3 separate regions of the Mus musculus genome follow, and regions 1 and 2 are each linked to region 3. A link is a loop called in an ENCODE intact Hi-C map of the cell type or tissue named here. Cell type or tissue: heart. All regions are shown on one strand.

What was found. Peaks named below come from ENCODE experiments on the same cell type or tissue, not always from the same donor. Only the 100,000 strongest peaks of a DNase experiment are listed, where the experiment ranks them.
Region 1: a loop joins it to region 3, with 3 times the contacts of the local background. A loop is called at or near these places in 6 of 42 quality-filtered maps.
Region 2: it touches region 3 in a loop (7-fold over the local background); 6 of 42 quality-filtered maps call a loop at or near these places.

The regions. Positions count from the first base shown.
Region 1 is chr7:83,871,114-83,879,113 of GRCm38, forward strand. No RefSeq gene overlaps it. Among named protein-coding and RNA genes, the nearest start is that of Tlnrd1, 9.2 kb to the right of the region's middle. In heart, no CTCF peak of the experiment used is centred here; no DNase peak of the experiment used is centred here; H3K4me3 peaks cover 52 bases.
Region 2 is chr7:83,888,133-83,896,132 of GRCm38, forward strand. Mesd (mesoderm development LRP chaperone) reads left to right here and starts at 4,134. Exons shown (of 3, transcript NM_023403.4): 1 at 4,134-4,343; 2 at 7,398-7,630. The coding sequence starts at 4,158. In heart, CTCF peaks have their summits at 4,174 and 6,391; DNase peaks (open chromatin) are centred at 1,459 and 3,949; H3K4me3 peaks cover 2,475 bases; H3K27ac peaks cover 2,027 bases.
Region 3 is chr7:82,862,067-82,870,066 of GRCm38, forward strand. Mex3b (mex3 RNA binding family member B) reads left to right here and starts at 5,267. Exons shown (of 2, transcript NM_175366.3): 1 at 5,267-5,861; 2 at 6,690-8,000. The coding sequence starts at 5,585. It overlaps Gm36584 (a long non-coding RNA gene), which reads right to left and starts at 5,230. Exons shown (of 5, transcript XR_003946820.1): 1 at 3,476-5,230; 2 at 1,537-1,793. In heart, CTCF peaks have their summits at 4,050 (motif pointing right) and 4,713; DNase peaks (open chromatin) are centred at 4,265, 5,065, 5,835, 7,775 and 2 weaker places; H3K4me3 peaks cover 5,305 bases; H3K27ac peaks cover 5,367 bases.

The DNA of each region.
Region 1 (8,000 bases), 1.0 Mb after region 3:
TGCATTGTAACCCCAATGATGGGGGAATAAGATTCTAAATTATGGCTTTGATCCCTGTTTTTTCTGATCTTAACAACAGGCTCCCTTTGGGGCTCGGGAGCACTTATCACTCTTGCAGAGGACTCAGGTTTAGTTTCTAGCACAATACAGTGAGTAGTTTTATAACCCTCTGTAACTACAGTTTCAGAGAATCCAATGCCTTCTTTTGACCTCCATGGGCATCAGGCATGCACGTGGTATAAATGCATGTAAGTAAGAAAACTTTAATAAAGCAAAATAAATAATAAATAAATAAATAAATAAATAAGTGAATATTAAAATAAAAATAAAAGCAAGTCATCTATCAGGCATGATGGTTACCTGTAATCATACCAGAGGCAGAGGCAATTGGGTCTCTGTGAGTTCAAGATCAGCCTGGTCTATATAATGTGACCCAGGCCAGCCTAAGGCCCTAACTCAAATGTACTGGTGGCCTGGAATCATCTGAGGCTTATTTGTTTTGTTTTGTTTGTTGACTGATTGGTGTTTTTAAGACAGGTATTACTTTATAATACAGGCTGTCCTTAAACTGGCTATTCTCCTGCCTCAGCCTCCTGGGTGCTGGGATTTTAGACATATTTCATCATAGCCAGCTGGTCCAAGACTTTTACTTTGCCTCAGCTCCCTCATGACTTTGACTTTTTATCCCCTAAATCTGTCACTTCCTCCATTTAGAGAGGTCTAGGTTTGGGAAGCAGAGTACTGTGTGTGTGTGTGTGTGTGTGTGTGTGTGTATACTGGGCACTGCTTACTCCAGAAACAAATTTAAGTACATTATCATAACCTGAACCTGATTATGGAAGTCCATGAGTAATTTTTGTATTATAACAATCACAGGACTAGAAGCCAGAGCTCAATTCTCACGCCAGCTTCAAGGGCTCCCTGGGGAGTCTGGTTCTCAGTGGATGTGTGGGAAAAAACAACTTCCCAGGGTGGCGAATAGTTTCTAGACCCTTGAGGAGAAGAGCTAGAGTCATCACCAGGTGCACACCTAGGCCTACAGCTCACAGCCCAGAGTCCAAGTTTAGCCAAGGCCCTAGAGGAACTATCAATGTAACAGCCCCTACCCCCCACTCCTAACCACCCCCATTAGAGGCCAGTCCACCCAAATCCTCTCATTTCTCCTTGGAGTCCATTCAAATCCCTGGGGAGCTTACAAGGTTTTATTTTTGTGGGGGCTGGAGAGATATCTCAGTAGTTAAGAGCACACTGGCTGTTCTTCCAGAGGACCTGGGTTTGGTTCCCATTGCCTACATGGCAGCTCACGACCATTGGTAGCTCCACTTCTATGGGATCCAACTCCTTCTTCTGGCCTCCATGGATATGTATATGGTACACAGAGACGCATGCAGGCAAAAACTCATACACATAAAACAATAAAATAATAATAATAAATTTAAAAATATATTATTTTCCTAAGAAAGGGTCTAGTGTAGCCCAGCCTGGCTTCCAATTTATTATGTAACCAAAAGTGATCTGGAACCCCTGTTCCTCCTACATCTCCAGTGCTAGGACTATAGGTGTATATCAGCAGGCCAAGCAGGCGCTCAGCCACCTGAAGTACATCTTCAGCCTCCAGAAGGCCTACAAAGCCCCATGCGGGCCACGGCAGCCTTGTCCTGGCACTCACTGATGGTTCTCAGCTTTGGGCCCAGCAAGCAACCTGCACTCTTGTATTTAGAGCAACAGGAGAGAAAATTTTGCAGGGAAGCCAACAAAGCAAGGCACAACAGGGATGGGAGTGACTGTGGAATGCCTTATACCCATGCCACCCATGGGATGCCCATGCCACTAGCACCAGGCCTTGGTCTAGAGAGGAAGAGGAGGCTTCAGCAGCGATAATGGCTTGGCTTTGTTTTCTGTGGGTCCCATTCAGTGTCATGCTGCCAATAATGAATGTAAAATTTTTAACAGATGGAAGTTACTGTGTGGGGTCAAGATTCACGCTACAAGATTTACTCTACACTTATCTGTCGGTCGAGTCAGCTCCATCCCAGGCCCTGGCTATAGAAGATTGGAGACACCGCTCCGGAGGTGGGAAAGCACAGTCTGAGATGTGGGAAAGCCAGGGCTGGTTCGGGGGTCCCCAGGCCTGTGATGAGTTCAGGGCCGTGGGGTTCTCAGACTCTTGGACATCCAGGTGCAGCTGGGAGTCACGGAAGAGCAGGGAATGGAGTGTGTAATAAATCTAGGCCCACAGAAGAGGTTGTTACCAGAGCTGAAGAGTGGGGGAGGAAAGAGAGATGTGGGGTGAATAGTCCAAGGAAAGACAGCTTAGCCTATGCAACAGCTTAGAGACCAAAAGATGGAGCTCAGCATCAGAGATGTAGTTTGCAAGGCAGCTCTGAGACTCAACCTTCTGGGAATGTCTTAACCGGGAGTGTAGCCTTTGCCCTCAAATCAGTGGGAGGATTATGGGAAGAACTTTGGCATGGATGAACAAAGACATTTGCATCCTAGAGACCCAAAGGTTCCTGAAAAAGCCAGAAGCCACTTTTGCTCGGGCATCCTCTAAAACCTACGGGACACTACAACAAGTGTTCCATGTTTCTCTATATCTGTTTTGCCTAGGTCAGTTACCAGAACTCAGTGTTCTGTAGAAGCCTAGGAGGAGCTCAAACCAAATGTGTGAGACTCAGGAAAAAAACTCATAGGAATTACCCTCTGAACGGTGATGAAATAACTAGGTCAAAAGCATATTATCTAAAAGAGCAGCAGGACTCCATGTTAGAAATTCACTCACTCACATAGCCAAGTCCTATAATACTAGGCTCTGTCAGAGACAGCCCGTGGTTCATATCTTTCTGTTCCTATTTAGCAGTTGGTGACCTGGACAAGCAGTTTCAGTAGAACATCCTCACCTGAGAGAGCTCTCTGTCCCTCAAAGTGTCGGTTGAAAGCTGACTGTCATAAAGATGGAACAGTGCCAACTGCTATTCTCCTTTCATTAACCAGCTCACTGGAAATCTAGATGGTACCCAGGGATGACGGGATGAAAGAGACATGCCAATCACCTTAGAAGGCTTCCACTCCACCAGCAAGCCCTCACCCTCCCACCCATATGCTTCTTCTATTGTCCCAACCCAGCTCTTGGTGCTCTACAAAGGCAGACAGGCTTAGGATCTATCTGTAGGTAAACGTGTCCTACCAGCACCACACAAGCTCCTGATCTTAAGACCAAGCTAGCATCAAGTGGAGAGGAAGCTCTTCCACTTTCTGTAGATCAGACTTAGTATATTTGAAGAGCTTCACATCAATACAACGTGGAGATTAAAATAGAAAAGGATACCCGGCCCTTGGAATGAACAAGGTACCTATGGCCTCTCTAGAAAACCACCCTTCAGTTAGACAGAAAACAAATCATGAAATTCCCACTCACATGTGGTCATGGACACAGAGGAGGGCAAATCAGTTTCAGCCAGCACCGTTCCTCTTTGGCGGTTAACATAGCCAATATGACTCCAACTAGGAATTATGAGGATTGGAAATAGGCAAAAGGTTATGTGCTTAAGTTGTTCTCCTGTGATCTGATCGGCCTTGCCTATCAACTATATATTCTACGTGATAATCATCTTTGTGTTCCCAGCACCCACTTTCAGTATCCTCAATGTATAGTCAACATCATGAGTCTCTACTGAGTAGCCCTGAACTCCATTATCAGTATCCTTACAACTGCCAGTAGCTCTAATTAATGTCCTCTGCATGGAGTTTGCCAACATGTGTACACATACACATGTACACACACAAATGTTTTTTAATAGTTAATTAGTAAGGTAGAAATTGCAGTTGTTTCTACAGACCATTTGAACTACACTGGGATTTTTATTGTTTTTATTTTATATATTTATGTCTATGGGTATTTTGCCTGCATATATGTCTGTACACCGTGTGCTTGCCTGATGTCCTTGCAGGCCAGAAGAGGACATCATTTCTTCTGGAACATGAGTCATAAATAGCTGTGAGTTTGTGGCAAGGTGTGTGTGTGGTGTGTGTGTGTGTGTGTGTGTGTGTGTGTGTGTGTGTGTGTGTGTGTATGTGTGTGTGTGTGTTGGGGTGTAGTTTCAGCTAGTCCAGACTATACTGAGACTGGCCTTGAACTTCTGATCGTCCTGTCCCAGCCTCCCAAGTACTAGTTTAAAAGTCATGTACCACTTCATAGCTTTAACTACCTATTTTGAAAATCAGTCCTACTTGTGTTTAACACGGCATGAGAAGAAACTGCCAGGAAGCCGTTTAGGAAAATCTGTTTACCAAAATTCTACCCAAAGGAAGATGCTGGCATACTTGCCAGTCAATCTTAGTTACAAAAGTCTCCTCCCTCGCCCTCTTCTGTGGATTTTATTTGTTTGTTTTTATTTTTTGACATAGGGTCTCATGCAGCGAAAGATAGTAACCTTGAACTCCTGGCCTTCCTGTCTCCATCTCCCAAGTGCTAGGATTACAAGTATTTGCCACATTTGGCTGTTTGCCAGTTGATTTTAAAAGAATCTGATGATCACCCAAAGAGAAAAGGTGAAAGGAAAGGGCATAGGTCACCAAAACTGCTCTGGGTTTCCTCCAGTAGCTCTCCGAGGTTTGTCATAAGTCTAGACCTCCTGAAAGCTGTTTGACAGGAGAGAGCCAAGGTAACTGATGAATGACGATTTTGCTTGCTCAGTATTTGCTTAAGTACGGTTCAAAATTTAGGCAGGCTACAGTTCAGTGATAAAGCCTTTGTTTAGCATGCAAAAGGTAATGGGATCACCTACCCACACACAGACACACGAAATTAACGAATTAACGGTTAATAACCTGGGCTATTTACAACAATTTCTGAAGTGATTTGTGCTTGGATAACAAACACCTCATCTTCAACAGTTTGGGAAGTTGGACGCATCCCAAATATATTTCCCTTCCTCTAAAACAGGATTAACTACGTCTCCTCTGTCCTTTCTTTAGCTGAAACTGGATACATGTGTGCTACACATTTAGAATATTACAATAGGGTCAGTTAGTAGACTCAGCAGACAAAGCTTAGCAAGCCTGAACACCCCAGTTCAATGCCCTGGTCTCATATAAAGGTGGAAGGATTCATCATAGTTGTCTTCTTAGTTTCACATATCCTTTGTGACATGTGTACACACACACACACCAAACACATACATTTGAACACATAAAAAATAAATCTTATAAATCCAACTGTAAGTCATAGTTTAAAACTGTGGGGACTGGGTTTGTTTTTCAATTATGATAAAATTCATATTTAACATCTAAGTCTTCCCTAAAGACCCAAAATGTAGTAATTGCAAGATTTTAAGACATACAAAGTTGCAGAGTCTGGATTGGAGGCCTGAAGCTACACAGAACACTTCTTAGAGGACAGAGCAAAGCATCGAGGCACTTGCTGTGTCAGAGCACTCCACGTTAAGGCAAGAATGTCAAGGAAAACCGACGTGAACCTAACATTCAGGGAGGTAGACGGGGTTACTCTGGTGGAGTCCATCACAAGGTCTTCCGCTTCATGGAGTTCACTGTAAATATTTGCTTTAGTTTTTACAACGGGAAAACAGAGGCACAAATGTTTGGAGGACAGACACAGTGAGTAATACCTACCTCCTCCCAAGAGTGCTCTAAGGACCCAAGGACACATTATGAGTGAAAGTGGTCTGTAAACTAAAGACTGAAATAAGGATAGCAAATGCCTCAGTTACCACAGTTCAGAAAAAAGCCAGGACTCAGTCAATGCTACCTCACGTTACCACAGAAGTGTCCCTGGGTAAACGTGAATAGGGCCTCCTGGATAAGGTGCCAAAGAGCAGTTCTTACAAGGCAGGGGGTAGGGCCAGGGTATGACTGAGATCCTGGGTACCCTCTCAGTAATATGTCATGTGAGTAGCAGCTTCTGGTCCCCACACCCACTCATGCCACCATCCCAAGAAGAGTGAGTCTTTTAAAAGGCAACTCTAGCTCTTAAGGTTGATCACCCTATCTTCTGGGTGTATCACATACTGCAGTACAGATTTCCTGCAGTGCATGTTGGAATCGGTCTGTACATACATTGCTTGTGAGTATGTGTTAGAAGCTCAGTAGCCAGGGCTAGAGGCAAAGCTCAGCAGTTAAGAGCACTTATTGATCTCTCAGGAGACCCAGGTTTGCTTCCCAGAATCCACGTGGTGACTCACAAATATCCATAACTCCAGTTCCAGGGGATCCAACGCCCTCTTCTGACCTTCTGAGGCACTAGGCATGCACATAGTACACAGATATGCAAAACTCATACCCATAAATTAAAAAAAAATTATACAAAATAGTAAATAAACTCAGAAGTGAAGTGTTCTTTCTTGGTTGGTCAAAGAGCTCACAGGTTGACTTTTTCTTTTGAATTCACCTTGCACAAGAGATAATATGTAAGAACATAAAGTCAGTTTGCTGGTTTATGTTGTATTGTTTCAGTTTCTTTCCAAAGCATAAAGGGAAGAGAACTCTGTACTTTAGATAAACATGCACACATGTACACAGAGAGAAAGGGGAGGGAGAGATAGAAAGAAAGAGTGCGTGAGAGAGAGAGCTCAATTCTCAAGTTAAAGAGATGGCTCCCAGAGTACTACTACACAATTTTGATGATGTAATTCTCAAACCTGTCTTCTGATCTCCACATGCAAACTGTGGCATGTGCACGGTTGCATCCACACACACATCAGATACACATGAAGCACAACACACATCAGATACACACACACACACCCTCAAAGATCAATCTAAGAGTTCCTCGGGCCTGAGGACATACCTCAGTGGCAGAGCACTTGCTTGCCACATACAAAGACTTAGGTTTAAGCTCACAATGTCCAAGAGAAAAGGACACCAGAGCAAAGGGGAAGCTCATAGAAATGATATAGCCTCCTGACACACAAGGGGTGTATTCTGGATTTAAAGATAAAAAAGAAACCTGCATACTTTATAGGGCAGGGAGGCTCCAACCTGGGCATGCATCAGTCACCTGGAGAGCCTGATACAACACAGAGCAGCTTCTAGTGAACAAAGCTGAGGTGGCATCCAGAATAGTGCTGGTGCTGAAGGTCCTTGGACCACACAGCAGTACTGAGTCCAGAGCAAGGCATCACTCACAGCTGTCTGTATCCTAGTTGGCTCCCACTGCCTTTTGGCCCAGTAAATGGCCATTATAACTTCCACCTACAGGAACTATTTCACTACTTGCTTATGTAATCTTGTTGCAGGCATTTTATTAGTTTCATTTAAAAACCAAAACCAAAACCAAAATACATATATGCCAGGCATTATAGCCTCTGATCTTAATGGGCTCCCTGCTTTGTTAAATTGACCCCAATTCTGTTAAACTGACCTCAATCACAGAGGCCCCTGCTAAAAGCGGCGTTTCCTTATATCTAGACAACTACAGTTTTTGAGCCTTTATCATTGTAGGGGGAAGCAGATCACTCCCAGAAACTTTGCTTAAGCAAATTGGACCAATTAGTCACAGATACCCAAAGTAAATAATCAAGCAAGCGCTGAGAGGATCTGCCCTTAAAACCCAGGTCTCCTTAAGAACTCATTCAGCTACTAGAGTCAAAGGTCAAGCCAGGCAGCAGCCGCAGGCAGAGGTGCTAAGTCTGTGGATTTCTTCTCCAAGTCCTCTCAGTCTCTGTGCACTGCTCAGTTGCTAACTCTGGAGGTCCTCTGTCCAACCCCCGCCATTCTGCCTGTTCACCAGTCACATTCATTCAGAAAAAAAACAGGTGTTCCTGTTAAAATTAGCTGTCTCAAACTGCAAAATATCTCAGACCCCTATACCAGCTTTAAAAGGAAAGTGAAAAATAACTACCATTCAGCCGTTAACTGATGTTTCCAGAATGACAGTCACACACACACACACACACACACACACACACACACACACAGAGAGAGAGAGAGAGAGAGAGAGAGAGAGATTGATTTGCATTCTTACCAAGAACTCAGGATGAATA
Region 2 (8,000 bases), 1.0 Mb after region 3:
GATTTGAACTCAGGACCTTCAAAAGAGCAGTCAGTGCTCTTAACCATTAAGCTATCTCTTCAGCCCCCTATAATTCGATTCTTAAAGGGTTAATGTTTGGCTCCTACCAGGTCCTAGGGCTCATTGATGACAGTGTCATTCAGGTTTTGGATATTGCTCATGCAAGGTTTCAGGTAGTGTTAGAAGGTGTTGTTCTCACTCCTTAGCTGTGGAGAATGTAGGCCAGCATGAACCCAGGCTCATGTTCTCATTAAACTTAGGATGCACTTTGGCCTGAGTATTTAACTCAGAGCCTGGCCCCTCGTTTAGGCACTGAACACAGTTTTATGTCCAGCCCCTCTTCAACAGCTCTATACTGCACTGCCTCAGACCTGGTTCAAATTCCAGGGCCATCTGAGTTCTCCTGGCTCTAGCTAGACCTTGAAACTATTTTCTATATGGCTACTAGTGTTGTTATGCTGTAAGCCTCGCTGGTGGTGCCATGGTAGACATCAGGGAAGAAAGTGTCCTGGATTCCTGGGTCCATATTTTCATTCCATGGCTATACCATATATCTGACCACATTTGAATAATTCCAACACTTAAAACAAACATAGGGGCAAGATCTGGGGAGATGGCTCAGTGGGTAAAGCCCTTGCTGAGCAAGTATGGGGATCAAAGTTTGGGTTCCTAGGATCTACATAAAGCTGGGTGGACCAGCCCTCAAGGAGACAGGAAAGGAAATCTCTGTAGTAAGCTATCTAGCCAGATGAGTAGAAATGGTAAACTCCCGGTTCAAAGAAAATAACCTGCTTTATTATATTACTAAGTGGAAAACAGTGAAGGGAGACACTAGATATTAATCTCTGGCCTTCACATGAATATCACAGAAAGAGAGAGAGAGAGAGAGAGAGAGAGAGAGAGAGAGAGAGAGAGAGAGAAGAAATAAGTACAGACTAAGTACAGACATTTACTACCATGGCCCCTTTAGCTCCTAACCTGGAATCTGTAGCGTGTACTGTAGATGGCTTAGCCCGTCTGCTATTGCAAACCCTCCTGTATGATACCAAGGACTTCAAGTTCACCTTCCTGTCAATGTCTCACCTGCCTAACAGTAAGTCATTAGACAAAGAAGGTTCTTCAGTGTTCCAAAACACCAAAATATACTTAGTCTGTCAAATGTTGAAAATGTAGTTGCTCCAAATGTTTTCAGATCAATGGAGTGGGAGCCAGATGTGTTTCCTCCTCAGATGACAGTCAGTAGCCCTGGAACTTCTGACTTGTTTTAACAATTGTGGTACAATACTTAAAAAAGAAAAGAAAAGAAAAACCTTTTTATTTTTCTGTAACTAGATATTTCAGGCCAAGAAAACCAGCATTTTTTTTTTTTCTAAACCTTACCTTGGCAGTTGGCAGAATGAATGACCAGGGTGACCCCGCCCTGCAGAGCACATGATCTGCCACAGCTGTGCATGTTTTTTAGCATGACTGTGCCAGGACAGAGCTCCAAGCCACGGGGTGGAGCAATGTGCCCCTGGGAGAAGGCTCATGACATTTCCCTTATGATTTCAAAAAAGAAGAGAAAAAAGTTCTTTTTCTTTTCTTATGAGTTGTTTCTGTATAACGTCAACAGAAAATGTCCTTGTGTTTATTCATATCCATGTATGAATATGGAAAAAATCAGCTACGTTACTACAGTGGGAATAAATGCACACCACATTTGACCTTAGAGTGAAGGTCAATAAGGCTCACGTTGCTAGTTAGCTCTTTTCTTAACCTCCACTTTATGCTTTTCCTAACAAGCCTAAATTTATTTGAGATGGTAGCAAAGACAGCTAAATAATTACTCCCAGTCCCTCTCAGAGAGGTAGCTCAATGAGACCAGAAAGGCTGTGCACAATTCCCTAATAGGATGCTCGTCCCTCAGCTTGACTTATTTCCCATTTCCTTTGATTGGAATGCCATCTGATGGTTGGAGTACCAATAGCCATCCTGGAACTTTTGATGACCTTGAGGATAGAAACTCCAGACCTTTGTGATGGGGCCATATGACAAAGAAGGCTGGATAAGGTAGGACACTCCTTTTTTTTTTTTTTTTTTTTTTTTTTTTTTTGAGACAGGGTTTCTCTGTGTAGCCCTGGCTGTCCTGGAACTTACTTTGTAGACCAGGCTGGCCTCGAACTCAGAAATCCGCCTGCCTCGGCCTCCTCCCAAGTGCTGGGACTAAAGGCGTGTGCCACCATGCCCAGCTGAACCCAGGACATTCTTAACACTCAATTTCCACCCACTTCTGAGAAAGAAGTATCAGTCATAAGAAAGACTTTTACTTAAACATTTTGTAAAGGATTTGCACTATATGAAACCTATTAACGATATCCATCCAAAGTATAGAGAAAAAGACAGGGAAAATAGTAATATAATAATGACCATGAGAGAAAAAACAAAAACACTGGTGTACTAGTGAAGAATGGTTGTGGTGGCACATGCCTCCAATCCAACACTTGGGAGGCAGAGTCAGGCAGACCTCTGAATTCTAGGTCAGCTTGGTTTACAGAGTGAGTTCCAGGTTAGCCAGGGAAACCCAGTCTTGAGAAAACAAACAAGACAAAAAACACCCACAAAGCAAAAAACCAAAAACTAAAAAACAGTAAAGGAATGAAACACTCAAGAACCCAAGGCCAGGCGTGGTGGCGCACGCCTTTAATCACAGCACTCAGGAGGCAGAGGCAGGCAGATTTCTGAGTTTGAGGCCAGCCTGGTCTACAAAGTGAGTTCCAGGACAGCCAGGGCTATAAAGAGAAACCCTGTCTCGCAAAAACCAAAAAAAAAAAAAAAAAAAAAAAAAAAAGAACCCAAGTATGCTTAGTAATTAACACAGTATGCTGATATAAACATTGAAAACCCATTCTTGAGATACATTTGTAAATATAGAAATAAATTGTATGCATTATGTGGCACTTTGGGGTCAGTACTTAAGGTATAGTTTTTGAATATTTTCCAACTACACCAAGGTTTCATGTCTTATGATATAATTTGAAATTTTAAAGAAATCAGATCTGCCACTTAAAGCTTAGGAAACTTTAAAGTATCTCTGACCCCAAGTATTTTAATTTTGAAGATCTTAGTGGTCAAAATCTTGTAAAATAGAAAATAAAATTAGGGTGGTTTTGTCCTATAGGTTAAAGCCACAGTGGTAGATGAAAATCAGAAGAGACAGGAACTATTTTAAACAATAAAAATGGTTATCAATTAAATGGGTTTTTTTTTCCAGTTTAATTGACAGTGATATTGAAAGAATGGTGGGTCGAAAATCATCCGTGGAGCAGAATAACAATAGACCCTATAATTACAGTCTTCGAGAAAAGTTGCCCTAGCTGTCCTTAGCTTTTCAGCAGGCGGTTTGTTCTTGCTAGAAATTACTAGGGAGCGTAGTTGAATGTCAACACCCTGAAAAGGGCCTCAGGGTCAAGGTAGTTTGCATATCTTCCAACTCATTCATTTCATAGGCTTCGAGGACTCTGTCACTGAAACCCTGAGGGAACTTTCAGACCCTGGCTAGAGAATGAGAGACAAAAGGGCTGACTTCTAACAAAACCCCCAAATAGTGGAGAAAGCACAGTTGGGCAGGACCCAGCTAGAGTAGATTGTTTGGCCAGGCCAAGGGGCGGAGCTCGCGGGGCGGAGCCTGGCAAGGGGAGGAACCAGGAGGAAGAACCCTTGGTCCCCAGCCAGGTGAGCTCCCAGAGCTATGGGGCGGAGTCTGGTGAGGAGGCGGTACCCTAGGGGCGGAGTCAGGAGACCGTGGCTGAGGGGTGGAGTCAAGTGGTGAAAGGCTCGATGACGGGGAGGAGCCTGAGGTTGGGAGCCCCAAGGGAATGCAGTTGTGGGCGGAGCCAAGGGGGTCGGAGCTACCGGATGAGGTCCGGACAGGAGGAACCAGAACGAGGCGGGGTGCGGTAGGCTACGGACTCCTCGGAGGCGGAGCCATTGGGACTTGAGTCCGCGAGGGTGGGACGGGGTCAAGTACTGGGTTTAGTTCTGCGCAGAACACGCTTAGGGACTGGATTGGAAGGCCGGGGGCGGGGTGGGGGCGAGGCCCCGGCGTCCGGACTCCGCACGCTGTCTGCGCAGGCTCATTGTGCCTTACGCTGGGCAGTCCGTTACGCTAGGCTGCTAACATGGCTGCCTCCAGGTGGCTGCGCGCGGTTCTACTGTTTCTGTGTGCCTCGGACCTTCTGTTGCTCCCTCCTCCTAATGCCTACGCGGCGGACACTCCGGGCGAGGCCACCCCACCTCCACGGAAAAAGAAGGACATCCGCGATTACAACGATGCCGACATGGCGCGACTTCTGGAGCAGTGGGAGGTCTGTGTCGCCTGCACACTTCTGAGCATCTCCCATACAGATCCCTTTTCTCCTAACCCTTACCCTCTCGGACATTTGACCTTCTGACTTTTGTCCCCTGATCCCGCTCGCTGCCCTCTGAGGGTCTTTCTTGAAATGTCTCCCAGTACCCGTTGACTCCCGCGTCTCTCTTCATTCCACCACGGCTCAGGCCTCTCGCCCAGTGTCTTTCGCTATCATGGCTCCTCAGCCACTCCAGTCAGCACTTGGACTCTCACCAGTCAAGCCCTACTTTCCTTGCTATGTCGCAGGGGTCTCTACATTGATCTTGGTGGTTTGTGAGCCGCGAACAGGGAGCGAGCGCTCCTGAAGAGCATTCCCTCCTTCCTCCTCCTGTTCTGGAGTGAATGGGTTCTAAAGGTGGTCTCTCAACTTTTTTTTAGCTTTGATAGAGATCTTTCCAAATATAGAGGGTTTCCGACTTCTTTTGGTGTATATTCCTGCTGGGGCTTTTGTAATTTCTTGGGTGGGTTTATTTTACTGGTAAAGGGAACTAAGGCATATCTCATATGCAACTCAGGTTTTTCATTGATGGGAGTAGTGGACTTGTTTTGTGAGAGGCCGAATTCTGGTCTGTTACTTGATTGCATTTGGGGTATGCAAAAGGTTCTAAGGAGGGATTCCTGATCAAAAGTACACTGCAGCCCTTGATTGTACTGTCGTATTTGATTGGCACAGCTGATGGAAAGGAATCACACACATAGCTATATTCACTGTGTAAGGTTCTCTGCCAGAGAACTTTTCAGAGTTTGTTTCCAATGCTGATTTTTTTTTTAACTTGTGGCTAACTATATTGTTGGAAGGAGGTAAGACTTTTGGGCATACATTTAAAATATCCACCTGTTGGATTTGACTTAAAAAGGGGGGACTCCTGTTGTTGTTCTCTGTACCCAACAGAAGAATTGGAGTAGTGGGGCCATGGTAGTGCAAGGTTGTAATTCCAGCACTTAAGAGACTAGTGGAGGAGGCTAGCCTTAGTTAAACCTGGGCTACATAGTAAATTTCAAACTGGTTTGGGCTCCACTGTGAGATTCTGGAAAGAAAATTTGGAGTAGATTTGAGTGGGTATGACTCCTTTCAATTTCCAACTGTCCTTTTTGGACTCTAGTAAATAATGCCTTTTAACCTGCTAAAGTGAACCTTGCCTTGTGAGAGGCCTAGCCATGGACAGTGCTCAGACCCCGAGGAAGAGGAGGTCACAGAGATGAGCAAGACATCTGTCAGAACAAGGGGGTAGGAAATAACCCTCGTAAACAGAAACAGAAATGGTTGGATCTTATAAAGAGGAAGTGTTGTGTGGGAATGTCAGAGGGCAACAGGGAGCAGGTTTGATTTTAGACAGGACAGGAGAGTATTCTAGTCTATTAGAGAGATGTGTACTGAGCTGAACAGCAGAGACCAACAGAATAACATTCCCTGCATTTAATACAAACACACTTGTGAATGTGGTCTAGTAGAGATCTCTGTGCCTATATATGTACCTCAGCATGCATATGAAGGTCCAAGAACAAGTTGGATGTAGTTGGTCATTTCTTTCCTTCTACCATGTGGGCCCTGGGGATTAAACTCAGGTCATCATATCTGCCAAGGCAAGCGCCTTGCCCACCAAGCCAACTTACCATCCCCTTTGGGGATTATTTATTTCTGTCTGTTGTGTACGTTCTTCCATTTATTAGTTATTCCATTTATTAACTATTTATTGATATTCTACTGATATTCTTTTTCTTTCTTTATGTTAATATGGACTTAGAGAATTATAAATCCTCACTACTATTTTGATGTTCATATTATTCCAGATTTGGCCCTAGAACTGCTTCAGGTTGTTGTCCATGGCATTCTGACTTGTTATATGAGTGATTCTTGCTGAGGCAAAAAAGATATTTAAGGCTTCACTTTTTGTTTTCCATAGGGTGACTAGTCTTTTCTTCAAGAAACCTCTGTCTTAATATTTTTATCTACCCACTCATCCAGGTACCTCTCAAATCAATGTGCCTGCATTTCCAGCCTGTACCCACAGGGTGCTCTCTTCCTGCTTCCATGTGGCATTTTTCCCCAAGTGAGGAATCTGCTATAGTCATCCTTCGCATGTGTACACTTTTGCTCCTTCCTAAAATTCACAGGTGTTTTCAGGATTGCTAGGACACACCACTACATAGAAGAAGTATGGGGGTTGAACATTTGCATGCAGTGAATTGTGGGTTTTAAGGATGCAACATGAGGAGTTTGTTTGTTTTGCTCTGCTGGAAGCAAGGACTCAGGACCCTGGGGTTGCTAGACATGACCTCTGTCTCTGATAACCTACACTTTATTGAAATACAGAACGGAGTGAGTCCTGGGATCACAGACCATCACACCGAAAGGTTCCTTTGTGTTCTTTCTCAGTCAGACCCATCTCATATCCTCCCAGAAGCAATCAGTGTTCTAATTCCTGTCCCCCCACATTATTTTTACTTGTTCTTGATACCTTAAATAAATGGGATTGTATAATATGTCTTTCTTTTATGCCTGGCACCTGTTATTTTAACAAAAGAAAATTGCCTTAGTGGTGTTGGCAATTTACCTCAAGGCCTCATCCTGAATGACATGTACTCTACCACTAAGCCATATCTCCAGGCGTGTTTGTAGGTAAGGTCTTGCTAAATTGCTTAAGTTGGCCTTGAATTCTCACTTTCTCCTTGAGATCACTGGGAGTCACTGAGAGTACAACCCTCAGCCGTTATACTTGTATTTGAGATCTGTTGTATGTGTATTTGATTTTCATTGCTAGGTAGCATCTATAACCACACCAGAATGTGGCTGTTTTTATAATCTAAATTGAGATTAAATTGGGAATAGGAACATTATGGAAACCTATGTGATGCAGGACCCCTAAGTATTGTCAAGGGGGATATCCTTGGACATTTTGTTTGTGTAGTAGTTTGGTGGTGTGCCCCTGCGTCTGACATCCTGGGCAGAACCTGTGCAAGTGCAGAGAGCGTCTCTGATGACAGGTTAATGCTCCCTCTCTCCTGACAGAAAGATGATGACATAGAAGAAGGAGACCTTCCAGAACACAAGAGACCCTCAGCACCTATCGACTTCTCAAAGCTAGACCCAGGCAAACCTGAGAGCATCTTGAAAATGACAAAGAAAGGGAAGACTCTGATGATGTTTGTCACCGTGTCTGGGAACCCCACCGAGAAGGAGACAGAGGAGATCACCAGCCTGTGGCAGGGTAGCCTGTTCAACGCCAACTATGACGTTCAGAGGTAAAGACCCCAAGCTATAGTAGGTCATTTTTGTGGGCATTTGGGGTTTATATTTGATTTTTCACTATAGCTCTGGCCATTTAGTCCAGATGGCCTCACTCCTCACACTTAAAAAGATCCTCTCACCTCTGCCTCTAGCACTGGGATTGCAGCTTTGGCCACATCACCTGGATGTGTGCTGGGGCTGAAGCAGGGTGTCTGTTTTGGCAGTCTTTCCAAGGACCTTGGGCCTTTCCTGTCTATGAATCCTTTTATTTAATTTTTTTTTCTTGAAACATTGGTTTACTTGTTTGTTTATTGGCCAAAATTAGTATGTTTGTTTTAATATCTTGTCTTGGAAATTTGGCTTGTCTTTTATCTCTTTAACCTT
Region 3 (8,000 bases):
AAAGAAAAAGAAAGAAAGAAATAGGGTCTCCTGTGGAACCTGAGCTTGCCACTGATGAGTCTGATGGGCTGGCCCATCTCTGCTCTCCAAGTGCTTTTAGCAATGTGCTACTAAGCCAGGTGTGGGTATTAAGGATCTGAACTCCTTGGTCCTCATAGCTCAACCAACAGCACCTTTTCCACTGAGCCTTCTCTCCAGACCCTAGAAAATTAATTGACTAAAAATGTATATGCAGTTCTTTTTTTTTTAATTAGGTATTTTCCTCGTTTACATTTTCAATGCTATCCCAAAGGTCCCCCATACCCACCCCCCCAATCCCCTACCCACCCACTCCCCCTTTTTGGCCCTGGCGTTCCCCTGTACTGGGGCATATAAAGTTTGCAAGTCCAATGGGCCTCTCTTTGCAGTGATGGCCGACTAGGCCATCTTTTGATACATATGCAGCTAAAGACAAGAGCTCACGGGTACTGGTTAGCTCAGTATATGCAGTTCTTAAGGCATACAGAAAATGAAAGAAAAGTTGCTTTCTTTAAAAAGCAGCCATTCAAATTTTGATGCACTTTTACTATTTTTTCACTGTTTTTAATGCTAAGTGCTCTCAAACACAGTTGAATGCATCAGTTTGCACAACACATGTCTATTATAATAGTTCAGTCAGCATAAGGGGAGGGTTTCCTACATTATTCAAATATTTTACCAAATAGATGCGTGTTGCATGAACCATGTCACTGGCATGTTAAGAATACAGAGACAATGGAAAACTATAAGACTAACTAAGAACTTTCATATCCCTTCCCATGTGGGATCATTATAACCCTGTGTAGGCTATAGCGCTATAAATATTTCCAACTTTCAGCTGAAGACTCATGGCTCAGAGACAGGAAGCAACTTGGGCTTGGTTAAGATCACCGTCTCGGATGCCACCTATAAGCATGGGGACAATAGTTTTTCTAAGATTTGTTGTCCTCAAGTATACTTCATCTTAGGAGTTCTCCTTAAGAAAACGAATAAAAACTCCATTGTTGAAAACATTACTGAATGACCTGATGAGGAAATTGTTAGGACTTTCCCCAGTGTCTTGGGGGTACTGTGTTAGGTAAGAGCCCCTGAATTAAAGCTTCCTAGACTTGGAGGTAAATCTGCCTCGGTTGGGATCAGGGACTTAGCTACTTTTCATCTGTAAAGTGGGTACAAGGACAGTCTTTGACTCAAGGCAATTATGAAAATTAAACCTTACATTATGTTGGAAAGCATTTATAAACTGCCTGGCACATCATACGTGTGTAATAAATATTATCTGTGATTACCAACATCGCTCAAAGTCATGTTGTTGTGGCTGGAGTCATTTGAACTGTTTCCTAGAGACTGAATTATTCATGTGTGTACTTAAGGAAATTATGCCTTCAGGGCTATTCTGCCTGGCTCCCTCATTCATCTAATAAGCAGGTATTGAGTTCCTAAGTAGATGCTACATGCTGTAAAGCTCTGATCTGTATAAATTCTTGCACCTCCTTCACTGAAGCACAGCACACTTACCTCGTCTGCGAGGTCCTGCCAGGACGCTGGGTGGATTACCCTTTGCACATTAGCCCCTCTGTGTAACTGGTTTCCATATGAACAATGGCTCGGGGAAGAGTCCTTTCCCTCACCATCTCAATCATTTTTGTACCAATGCTTTACTCGAGCTCAGGCACACGGATTGAAGTGAGCTAGCTTTCTTTCACGTGGAGATTTGAATTCCTCCTGCCATGTATTCAGTCTGCAAGATGTGTGCAAAACAGCTTTGCAGACCTCTGGAAAGGAAAACAGGCTGTGTTACTGTTTGCTTTCAGGAGATAACTTGAACCTTTCATAATTTATAGCAGCTGAAATGCTCCTTGACGGCCCATTTTCTGCACACTCTTCTCTTATAATAATAAACATAATATGGCTGCATGAAAAAGCCCTTGGGGGTATGGGGTCCTGTATCAGGAAAATAGTTAAGCTCTTGGGTCCAATAGGAGCCTGGAACAATCTAAACAAAACAAAACAAAACAAACAAACAAACAGAAACTATGGGATTAGGGTATGTATTTAAAACCAGAAGCAGGCCTTGCAAGTTGTATGGTGTCTTATAAGACATTAATTGAAAATGAAATTATTTCATTTTTTTATTATTAAATTATTTCTAGAAATTATTATTTCTAGAATTATTTCTAGAAATATATTCAAGGGTCTGAAAGCATTCCAGATGCTCCATTGCATGCAAGCAGAGAAGGGTGGTGGCTGGTAGGAAGGCACCAGCCAGCAGCTTGTCATCCACACATACATGAGTTCCCTTTGTCCTGGTCTCCGGTTAAGACAGCCCACCGGAAGATGGGTACTGGCCTTTTCATAGTCGGCACAGACACAAAAAGTCCAGCTGGAAATGGAGTCTGGCGTTGTCAGACATAATTTCTAGCACATCAATCATCGTGCAACGCTCTCAGGGATGTATTCAATACAGTGTCTTCAGAACACTGATTTTCACAGCTTTCACCAAACAGGCTCTTTGTCTGGACCTACCTGGACCTGTCTAGATGGTCATGAATTGCTAAGGTCAGAGTTTCCACCTTTCTTTCATGTGGGGCAAAATGTGTGATTTCATCCACCTTTCATAGTTATAAGCAGGTGCCGTTCCTGCTTTCATCCAGCAGGGAAGAGTGACATTAAACATGTCACCTTGGTGAAGCATTGCATTCACCTTCCTGCTAATGAGACAGGGTCCCCAGGGACTTCCTGAAGAGCCAAATCCTCCAAATTTTCAGGAGCAACTCATCTGAAATCTTATTACAAGCAGGTTCCAGGGGGAATAGAGTTATGGCAGGCTTGCAAAAAATCTATGGGCAAGCTCCCTGCAGCAAGTTTCCTGAGGGACCCTCCATCCCAGTTACACGTACACAATCAGTTTCGTGTTCGTTTTAAAGGAACAGCAGTGGACCCCAAAAGGAAGCTAACATGTTGTGCTTGCAAGGTGAAAACGGGCTTTTCAGAACTGCCTCTTTTGTTAACGTTTAAAAATCAGGATATCACGTTGTAACCCAGACTGGTCCAAAACTCACTATATAGCCCAGGCTGTCCTGGAATTGGTTGAAATCCCTGCCCTCCCTCACCCTCTCAGATGACAGGCAGGGGCCTCGCGGCCAGGCTCTCTTTTGCTTCTTGCCGTCATGAATGCTCTTTCATTACTCTTTCTAGGCAGGGCGCTTTTGCTCCAGTACCTAGTTTAGGGTCCTCAAGTGCACTCCTTCCTCATTCACAAACCAATTTGACTCCGAGTTCATAAGCAGGAATTCTCTACTGGTCAGCGAACTCTCTCTGCACCACCATTTTCTTACCCCCACCCCCACCCCGTCCACTCCCGCCCCTTATAGAACTGATTCTTTGAAGAAAAACACAGCCAGCTTGGGGAAGCTGACGTAAACATCCTGAGGAAATAGCCACAGTAAAGCCGCACCTCAGCCTCATTTCCCTAGGGAAATAATCAGCACCTCTGCCCCGAGACAGCTCCAGGTGAGTTTGGAGCTTGGGATCACCTTCGCACGCTTGGAAGTGCAGGCGCTGGCAGAACAGTCCGCTCCCAAGTGCACTGCCAACCATTGTCACTTTTAACCACCCAGGCATTGGGCAGGGGAGGTATTGTGGATAAAAGCCGAGGTGCGGGGTGATCCCTTTTTTCTGGGTCCCTCAGATCTGCCCCAGGTCCCCAGGGTCGCCCCCAGCGGGGAAGGGGTTCTCCAGTAAACCAGTCTGCGGTGTACACAAGTCGCCTCGGAATCACCAGGAGGCGTCTCTCCCGGCAGACCTTAACAGGATTAGGGAAAGCCTGGACTACTAGCCTGCAGGGCGCAGGGGCGCGGATAAACAGGCGGGCTCCGGGAACAAAGGACGGAGAAGCGGATGCGCTTTGAGCAGGGAAGGGGCGTCCTCCTCTCGCAGGAGGGAGATGCGCCGAGGCCCGAACCCCGCCCCGGCCCGCCCCTCAAAACCTCCTTTCTTTTCGCTTGCGCTCGGAGGCTATCGGTGGAGAAGCCAGGAGGGGGCGCAGTTCGCCTTGGCCGCCCGCTAGTCCTGTCGCACCCTTCCTCCGCCGCCTCCCCCAACCCGAGAAGCGCACAAAGAGCGCCAGGCCCGACCACACACCTCCCGGCGGGGCCGGGCTGGGCGGAGGGCGGGGCCGGCGCGCTCTGGGCTCCTCTCAGGCACTGCGCATGCCTGACCGCAGGGAGGGGCGGGCCTGGGAGCGGCGGGCGCGCACGCCCTCACTGTTCCCGGGCAGTGTAGGGCTGGCGTCCCGGCAGTGGGCGCGCGGCGCTCGTGCGCGTGTGGGAGCCCGCGGGGTCTCAGTCCGCGCGCCAGGCATGTGCGGGACCCTAGAGGTCACCTGCAGCGGTGCGGGTCGGGCCCTTTCTGCAACCGGTTTCTGGTTTTGGCATTCGTTCTTTCAGGGCCACTTGGGCAAAGTGCTACCCAAGGGGACGGAAATGTGAGCGCGCGCGCGAGTGGCAGTGTGGGCGGGCGTGTCTTTTGTGTGGCGTGCGCTCCCGCGCAGGTGGGCAGCTCGCGCCCAGCAGTCACAATACCAATGGGGCCCAGGATCTCGAGCCTTTGGTTCCGCGTCCCAGGGTTGGGCCGCCCTGTGGTACAGATACCTTGTACAGTATACCGTCCACCTAGTGGTCGCGTCGGCTCCAGGGATGCTTTATTTGGGGGCAGTAACGGGACTTTAGAAGGACCGCTCTTTGGAGCTTGGCGGCTGGCATCACAGTTGGGCGCCTTTTCTTCTCAACCTGGAGAGGAAAGAGACTTGAGGACAGTGGTTGTCCTCGGCTGATAGGTACATATAAATGTCCCGAGCCAGCCGGTCCCGCATTAGACAACAAAGAGAGGCGTTCGCGGCGGCGGCGGGGGAGGGGCGCGGCCGGGAGGAGGCCGGGGCGGGCTGCGGCGAGCTCGATGGGGGTGGCGCTGGCTCCGCTCTCTCAGCCCCGGCCTCCGCCCGCCCCCGGCCTGGCGCGCGCCAATCGCCTCCCCCAGCGATAGTGTCAGTAGCATTGTAGTGTCAGCTCCCGCCGGTGACGTTGCGCCTCCCTCGTCCCCCTCCGGAGCCGTCTGGCTGCAGAGGCTCAGTCAAGAGGCGGGTAGGAGAGGAGGAAAAAGCGCTGAGTGAGGGCGGGCGGGAGGGAGGGAGGGAGGGAGTGGAGGAGCCGGGGAGGGGCTCCTTAAAGAAACGCTGCTGTCGCTCGCCTGTTCGCTTTGCGCTCGGCATTGTGGCCAGCCAGCCGGGCACTCGGGGGGCACGCGCGGCCGCCGCTCGAGCTCTGCCCCCACCCCAACCGCCAGCAGATCTGGGGTGGGGACCCAGGCGGGGGCTCTTGCAGCCACTGCCCGGTGCGGATTGCACGCAGAGACCCACTCCTCCGAGCGCCGAAAAACGAGCCACGGAGCCCTCCGCAGCCGACCGGCCTCCCCGCCCCTGACTGCCGGCTTCCCGGCTGCCTTTGTGGCTGCACCTTCTAGCTGCCGAGCAGAGAGCCGGCTGGGGCGCGGCGCGCACGGCGGAGCGATGCCCAGCTCGCTGTTTGCAGACCTGGAGCGCAACGGCAGCGGCGGCGGCGGGGGAGGCGGCGGCGGGGGAGGCGGCGGTGGCAGCGGCGGGGGAGAGACTCTGGATGACCAAAGAGCCCTGCAGCTTGCGCTCGATCAGCTCTCCCTGTTGGGACTGGACAGTGATGAGGGCGCCTCTTTGTACGACAGCGAACCGCGCAAGAAGAGCGTGAACATGACCGAGTGCGTGCCGGTACCCAGTTCCGAACACGTCGCGGAGATCGTAGGGAGGCAAGGTGGGTCCGGCAGGGATGGGGACCGGAGGGGTGTGTAGGATCTCCGCCACCGCCTCACTGTGAGGGCGGGTGCAGGAACGGGAGCTGTGGCGCGGGGGAGCCTTGGGGAGGGAGGAAGAGCCGCGCGATGGGCCGGCGCACTAGACAAAGAAAGTGCAGGCAGGCTGTCTTCCACAGCGGCGCCAGTGCCGCGGCGGGATGCACTTTCTCCTGCTAAAATCACTGCCTTTTCCTCTAGTGCTCCAGACTTAGTCCACTCTAGGAAAGATGTTTAAAATATAATATACTGGGGGAGGGGACCTCTGGTGGTCCTTTGGGAGGGGGCAGTATGGGGGGGGGTCGTCCGAAGGGATGAGGATTCGGGATTTCTGCAAAGCGGAATGGAATAGAGTCCAGGGAAGGAACAATGGGTCCCAGGACTGCCATTCTCTTAACCCCACCCCTAGTCCTCCAGAGTCTAGGGATCGCGGCTTCCCGGGAGCCCCTGGTCTTCAAGGCAATCAGTGTGCTCAGTTGGATACCAGCAGCATCCCCCTAGATGACTTTTCTGGGGTTCTGCGCTTTGCTTGGGACGACTGCAGTTACCGGGGGAGGGCCAGGCAGCCAATGGGCTATTTATTCCTCGAGCGTTTCGAGGACAGAACCGGCGGTCCAGCTCCTAGCGCGGTTCGGGGTCAGCGAGGGAGACGCCCCCTTTCTCTGGTCGCGTGTTCTGCTGCCCAGCTGCCTTGGGCGCGGGCTGTCCCGGGTCTCCGCGGTTATCCTGGGATAATGGGCGTGTCTCTTTCTCTATTTCTCCTACTCCCTCCCTTGAACCCTGGCTTCCAGGTTGTAAAATCAAAGCTTTGAGGGCGAAGACCAACACTTACATCAAGACCCCAGTTCGCGGGGAGGAGCCTGTCTTTGTTGTGACGGGCAGGAAGGAGGATGTGGCTATGGCTCGGAGGGAGATCATCTCTGCCGCAGAGCACTTCTCCATGATCCGAGCCTCTCGTAACAAGAACACGGCTCTCAACGGAGCTGTGCCCGGACCGCCCAACCTGCCGGGACAGACCACTATCCAAGTGAGGGTGCCATACCGCGTGGTAGGGCTCGTGGTGGGTCCAAAGGGCGCCACGATCAAGCGCATTCAACAGCAGACACATACATATATTGTGACACCCAGCCGAGACAAGGAGCCAGTTTTCGAGGTGACTGGCATGCCAGAGAACGTGGATCGCGCTAGAGAGGAGATCGAAGCTCACATCGCGCTGCGCACCGGTGGCATCATCGAGCTGACAGACGAGAACGACTTCCATGCCAATGGCACAGACGTGGGCTTTGATCTGCATCACGGGTCCGGCGGGTCCGGGCCGGGCAGCCTCTGGAGCAAGCCCACCCCAAGCATCACTCCTACACCTGGCCGCAAGCCCTTCTCCAGCTATCGCAACGACAGCTCCAGCTCGCTTGGCAGCGCATCCACAGACTCTTACTTCGGTGGTGGGACCAGCGGCAGCGCAGCTGCTACTTCACGCCTGGCGGACTATAGCCCTCCCAGCCCTGCACTCAGCTTTGCTCACAATGGGAACAACAACAATAACGGCAATGGTTACACCTACACAGCGGGGGAAGCCTCAGTACCTTCCCCAGATGGGGGTCCTGAGCTGCAGCCTACTTTCGACCCAGCTCCCGCCCCACCACCTGGGACACCCCTTCTCTGGGCCCAGTTCGAGCGCTCTCCAGGAGGTGGATCTGCAGCACCAGTATCCTCTTCCTGCTCTTCTTCGGCATCCTCATCTGCCTCGTCGTCCTCTGTGGTCTTTCCCGGGGGTGGCGCCAGCAGCACACCCTCCAATGCCAATCTGGGGCTGCTGGTGCACCGTCGACTGCACCCGGGCACCAGCTGCCCGCGCCTGTCTCCGCCCTTGCACATGGCCACGGGGGCGGGAGAGCACCACCTTGCTCGCCGCGTGCGCAGCGACCCGGGCGGTGGAGGCCTGGCCTACGCTGCCTATGCTAATGGGCTAGGGACGCAGCTCCCTGGCCTGCCCTCGTCGGACACTTCGGGCTCCTCCTCGTCCTCTAGCTCCTCCTCCAGCTCTTCCTCCTCTTCCTCTGGGCTGAGGCGCAAAGGCAGCCGCGACTGCTCTGTGTGCTTCG